2 separate regions of the Homo sapiens genome follow, and region 1 is linked to region 2. A link is an interaction called in ENCODE POLR2A ChIA-PET data of the cell type or tissue named here. Cell type or tissue: IMR-90. All regions are shown on one strand. Links, peaks and the distances in the headings refer to the core of each region. The heading gives the core; the rest is flanking DNA. Region 1 overlaps PSMD5 (proteasome 26S subunit, non-ATPase 5). Region 2 overlaps MEGF9 (multiple EGF like domains 9).

Region 1 (2,922 bases), core at 309-2,808, 120 kb after region 2:
GCAGTTACCACATGATTGCAACTTTTTAAGAGCACACAGGCCTAGGGACATGGAACAGAGTCACTTGAAAGTAGCTGAATTGTCATGTGGGGCTTTCCCAAGTTCCAGTATGTTGTCACGATGTAACTTGAACAATTTTCTAAAGATCCCTCCTTCAGGACACACATCAGTCATGAGATTGCAACCTGGGCAAAGTCTCTAATAGAGAAAATCACAGATGTCCCAAGGTTGTTTCCCAGCCCTTCAAAAGAGGATATTTCACTTTAAGAACTCAGTCAACACACCTGACCAACACATCCTCACCAGTCAGCTCTCTCAGGAGCTGGGTTACCAATCCACTTGTGGTACAGTAGTTTAAAGATTCTGGTGACACGGAAGAAATCTCTATAATTAGCTGAAATAAAAAAAAAAACACAGAAAAAAGAAAAAGGTCAAATCAGCCCTACGCCTGATAGATCTCATTTTAAGTTAAATGTAGGACTAGGTACTTTTTATAAATGAGTTTTAAAAAATCCATTATTTGTCTCTTTAAGTAGAAAAACTTCAGTGAACGCATAAGAAATTACTTTGGCACAGATTATTATTATTATTATTTTTGAGACAGAGTCTCACTCTGTCACCTAGGCTGGAGTGCAGTGGCGTGATCTCAGCTCACTGCAACCTCTGCCTCTTGAGTTCAAGCGATTCTCGTGCCTCAGCCTCCCCAGTAGCTGGGATTACAGGCATGCACCACCACACCTGGCTAATTGTTTTGTATTTTTAGTAGCGATGGGGTTTTGCTATGTTGGCCAGGCTTGTCTTGAACTCCTGCCCTCAAGTGATCTGCCCGCCCTGGCCTCCTGAAGTGTTGAGATTACAGGCATGAGCCACCATGCCCTGCCACCTTGGCACAGAAATGTTCCATTATATCTAGGTGTATCAGCACTTTCCCGCCCAAGCAATCATCAATCAGGGTACAAAAGCCTGAATCAGCCACAACAAACAGATTATAAAACCATTCACTCATTCAGGCATCCTGTCAGTCAGTCAGTCAGTCATTCACTCACTCATTCAGCAAGTATGTTCTGAGGTCTTACTGAGAGATATAGGAAGACACTGAAGGGTTTTAAGCAGAGAAATGACACAATCAGATTTGGACTTTTAAAAGACCATTCTGACTGCATGAGAAGATAGACTAGGGATGATAAAAATGGATGAGTGGAGACCAGTTTGGATGCAAATATAGTAGCCCAGGTGAGTGACACCAGTAAGTTAGTCTAGGGTGGTAGAAGCTGTACTAATGAAGAGAAATGCAGGGGTTTAAATAAAATCAACAAAATATGATGACCGAATGGATATGTGGCAAGGAAAACAGGCCTCAGAATGAGCCAAGGTCTAATACCCAACTAAGCAGACTGTGAGACACAGCCAGTTTGTTGTCTTATTTTTTATTAGGGGGATAGGGTGGATAAGGAAGATCAGGAATTTGATTTCAGCATGAGTTTGAGTGGCCTAGAATATACCCAAGGGGCCAAGAGTGAGTAAGCAGTTGAGCATGAAGGTTCGAGCTCAGAAGAAAGGTCTCAGTTGGAAGTTTACATCTGAGAGGCATCATCACTGATGGGAAGTGAAATCATAAGTGAGTAAAACTGCCTAGGAATGAGTAGAGTACCGTGAAAGCAGGGCTTGGAACTCTGTTTTCATCAACTCCAACAATTAAAGATTCAACGGAGGATAATGAGCCAGGAGGCTGAGAAGAAACTGAGAGGTAGAAGGAAAAGCAGCATAGTATGGTATCATGACATGCAAAGTAAGAAAGTGTTCTGAAGATGGAATTAGACTATAGAGGATTCTATTTCAAACATGCACCCTATTAACTGTGTGGTCTTGGATCAATTGCTCCATCAATATGAGGTTAATGATAACAACATACAAAGTTTACTGTAAGAATTAAAGATAATATATGTGAGTATTTTAGCATAGTGCTTAGTACAAAGCTGGTACAAATAAGGGCCATTTCTTATTACTACTACAAATTTTTTCAAGTCTGGTTTCAATATCTTCTCTATCATAGTAATTATATTGCACTGTAAATATATATATATATATAAAAAGGGTCTTGCTCTGTTGGCCAGGCTGGAGTGCAGTAGTGCAACCACGGCTCACTGCTGCTTCAACTTTCTGGGCTCAGTTGATCCTCCCACTTCAACCTCCTGAGTAGCTGGGACGACATGCACATACCACCATGCACAGCTAATTTTTAAAATCGTTGTAGAGATGGGGTCTCACTATGTTGCCCAGGCTGGTCTGAAACTCCTGGCCTCAAGGGGTCCTCCTGCCCTTGCCTCCCATAGAGCTGGGCTGTAAGTATTTTTTATGACTGTCTCACATACTAGGCTGGGAATGCATCCTTATATTCCCAGCACCTACTGTAGGGCCAAACACAGATTATATACTTAATGAGCCATCTTGCTTTTCAGCATAAGCCAAACTGCATTCTGCTTTGTAAGCATGAGAAAGTGTGCTTTTTATCTTACCTCATACACCCTGTATCGAACAATGTCATTTGTTTTCATTACACTTTTCAAATCATCCAGCAGATTGCTTTCAAATAAAGCCTCCAGTCCAGCTTGGGTTAGTGATATTCTTGACAGGGATTTGATAGCCTTATAACGAAAGAAAATATCTCTTACATTCCCAAAATGCAGGTTATTATCTACTTCATAAGAGTGATGTAAAAATAGTGCATGGAATGCACCTTGCCCATGTTTTAGCTATTATTTATAATTGGAAAAGACGCAAGGTATCCCCCATAGAATTATGATGGATACTGTAGATATGTATATCCTAGAAAATGAAAGGGGTTTACTAGTATTTACTTGACAACCATTTATTTTACACAATCCATATGAAGTTGTAAATTCCATTACGCAAATCATCCAT
Region 2 (2,922 bases), core at 253-2,752:
CTCCTTTAAAGTTACCAGGGCAGTCAGGGTAGTCATTTCTAGTGAAAAACAGATAAATCAAAATGTATACTTGAAAAAAAGCCTAAGTGATCACAGAAGAGGTCCCTGTAATATAATGTCAACATTACTAATAAGGATTTTTATATCACACCTAAAAAAAACCACACAAAAATCAAGATAAAGGAAAAAGCAAGGATTAAAGCTATTTATAACTTAAAATATCATCTAACACTGTCTTTCAGCTAAACAAGGTCTTACATTTTTATTTTCTTCTGCTCTATTAAGTACCCTAGAGCAGAATTCTCTCCACCCATAATTTACTCATCAGTAAAAACAGCACTGCAATACTTTTCTTCTATTCTTTTTATAAGGGTGCCAGAATGTCTGGAAGTTAATACACATGTTTAGAAATGCTAAGATGAGAAATTATGCACACTTAAATTTTAGGGGTCTTTTTTAAAAATCAAGATAAAAAGACCTAGATTATTTCAATGTGTAAATTTTCAACTAGCCAGGAGGCTTCCTGGGGACATAATACAGAAGATTTGAAACTAATGTTCTGGAGTTTATGCTGCTCCAGAAACTAATCAGACTAAGGAATTTCTACAAAAACCTAGGCACTTAGGTCAGGCATAAGGTATGATAAATTTGGGGGGCCTGGCCCCCCAAAAAATATGAACAAATCTCTCCATCACAGAAAAACTTAGAACCTAATTAATGAAACAATAAGAGCTATAATTTAATATAACAATTGTAAAACGTTGTCAAACAGAAAATTCAGGGAGGTGGCTGGGCACGGTGTCTCACACCTGTAATCCCAGTACTTTGGAAGGCCAAGGTGGGTGGATTACTTGAGTTCAGGAGTTCGAGACTAGCCTGGGCAACATGGCAAAATCCCAACTCTACTAAAAATACAAAAACTAGCTAGGCGTGGTGGTGCACACCTGTAGTCCCAGCTACTCTGGAGATTGAGGTGAGAGAATCATTTGAGCCCAGGAGGTTGAGGCTGCAGTGAGCCATGATTGTGCCACCGCACTCCAGCCCGGGACACAGAGTGAGACCCTGTCTCAAAAGAAAAAAACAGAAAGAAGAAAAGAAAATTCTGGGAGATGAATGAATAGCACACAGTGGAATGAAGACAGTAAACGCCAAGGAAGAGTAGAAGTTTTCCCAGATTAATATCCAAGGACCAATTATTTTTAGCAAAATGGTTTCCTACTCTTCTAGGTAGCTGTATTTCTTTAAATGCCAATAATATGGATTCTGGAGCCAGACCCACTAGGTTTGAATGTAGGTTCTGCCAGAGCTGGGCTTCTATGGAACTCAATTTCCTTATCTATAAAATGAGGATAATAATAGTAACTAACTTAGTAGTTCCTGTTTTGGAGATTAAATGACTTAATATATATAAGGCACATAGAACAGTGCCAGGAACATAGTAAGTGTGCTTGTAATTACTATTATAGTAGTCCACAATCCCTCAAATCTGATGCTCAATACCAGAAGCTATGAAACTACAAATTTTCCTGTAACTCACTTGGTGGCAAATATCTGACCTACTCCGAATACATTTGGCAACAAAACCTGACCTGAGCAAATGCAAATAAAACCTGACCTGAGCAAAGGCTACTGAAAGTCTTTATTTATCACACTCACTGTAAAGATACGTGCAGTTTGCTGCAGATATCTTAATGTGTTTGATTACAGGATGCTGCTCCCAATTCACTGGAATGTATTTATGAAAAAATGAAAAAATCTAAATTCTGAAACACATCCAACCCAGAGGTTTTAGATAAAAGACTGTGGGGTCTATATTAACTTTGAAGCCTAGACAGTTTGTATTTCCTTAAAATAAATGGCATCTTCTTAAAGAAACACGAGTAAGTAAGATCCTGAATCTAGTATTAGAGAATATTAGGATGATGAAAACATTTTCCAGTACAGTTAAGAGAGTCCTATATTCCTAGGATGTTCTTTTCAAATATAATCCATCTTGGCTGGGCGTGGTGGCTCACACCTGTAATCCCAGCACTTTGGGAAGCTGAGGCAGGCAGATCATTTGAGGTCAGGAGTTCAAGACCAGCCTGACCAACATGGTGAAACCCCATCTCTACTAAAAATACAAGAAAGTTAGCTGGGTATGGTTGCGCATGCCTGTAGTCCCAGCTACTAGGGAGGCTGAAGCAGGAGAACTGCTTGAACTTGGGAGGCGGAGGTTGCAGTGAGCCCAGACGGTGCCACTGCACTCCAGCCTGGGCAACTAAGTGAGACTCTGTCTCAAACAAACAAACAAACAAACAAACAAAAACAGGCTGGGCATGGTAGCTCATGCCTGTAATCCTAGCACTTTGGGAGGCCGAGGTGGGCGGATTGCCTGAGGTTGGGAGTTTGAGACTAGCCTGGGCAACATGGTGAAACCCTGTTTCTTCTAAAATACAAAGAAAAATAAATTAGCTGGGCGTGGCGGCATGCGCCTGTAGTCCCAGTTACTCGGGAGGCTGAGGCAGGAGAATCACTTGAACCGGGGAGGTGGAGGTTGTAGTGATCCGAGATGGCACCACTGCACTCCAGCCTGGCAACAGAGCAAAACTCCGTCTCCAAAAACAAAACAAAACAAAACAAACAAACAAAAATAAATAATCCATCTGTAATATTTTGTTTACATGTCATGGTAGTCAGAGTTTTCAAGTTCTAAATTCTAGGGCTTGCTTAAACAAAGTCTATTCTCATCACTCAGATAACAAATAAATAATTAAGGTTCTTTGGGGGACATAAATATGCCTTGAATCATGCAGACCAAATCATCACAGAACTTTAGAGCTGAAAGAGACCCTTTAAAACTAATCTAAATTATTATCCTTTATCTTCCAAATTGTTTTATCATCTGTAAATTTATTCTGCCCTATGAGGTAAGAATAATCT

What was found. ChIA-PET counts read pairs that join two places held together with the same protein. Peaks named below come from ENCODE experiments on the same cell type or tissue, not always from the same donor. Only the 100,000 strongest peaks of a DNase experiment are listed, where the experiment ranks them.
Region 1: POLR2A ChIA-PET joins it to region 2 with 12 read pairs; 3 of 35 experiments call an interaction of 5 or more read pairs at or near these places.

The regions. Positions count from the first base shown.
Region 1 is chr9:120,828,815-120,831,736 of GRCh38, forward strand. PSMD5 (proteasome 26S subunit, non-ATPase 5) reads right to left here. Exons shown (of 10, transcript NM_005047.4): 4 at 2,517-2,645; 5 at 285-394. Among named protein-coding and RNA genes, the nearest start is that of PSMD5, 13 kb to the right of the region's middle. In IMR-90, for the core only: no CTCF peak of the experiment used is centred there; a DNase peak (open chromatin) is centred at 1,557.
Region 2 is chr9:120,705,766-120,708,687 of GRCh38, forward strand. All of the region lies in intron 1 of MEGF9 (multiple EGF like domains 9), which reads right to left. Among named protein-coding and RNA genes, the nearest start is that of MEGF9, 7.2 kb to the right of the region's middle. In IMR-90, for the core only: no CTCF peak of the experiment used is centred there; no DNase peak of the experiment used is centred there.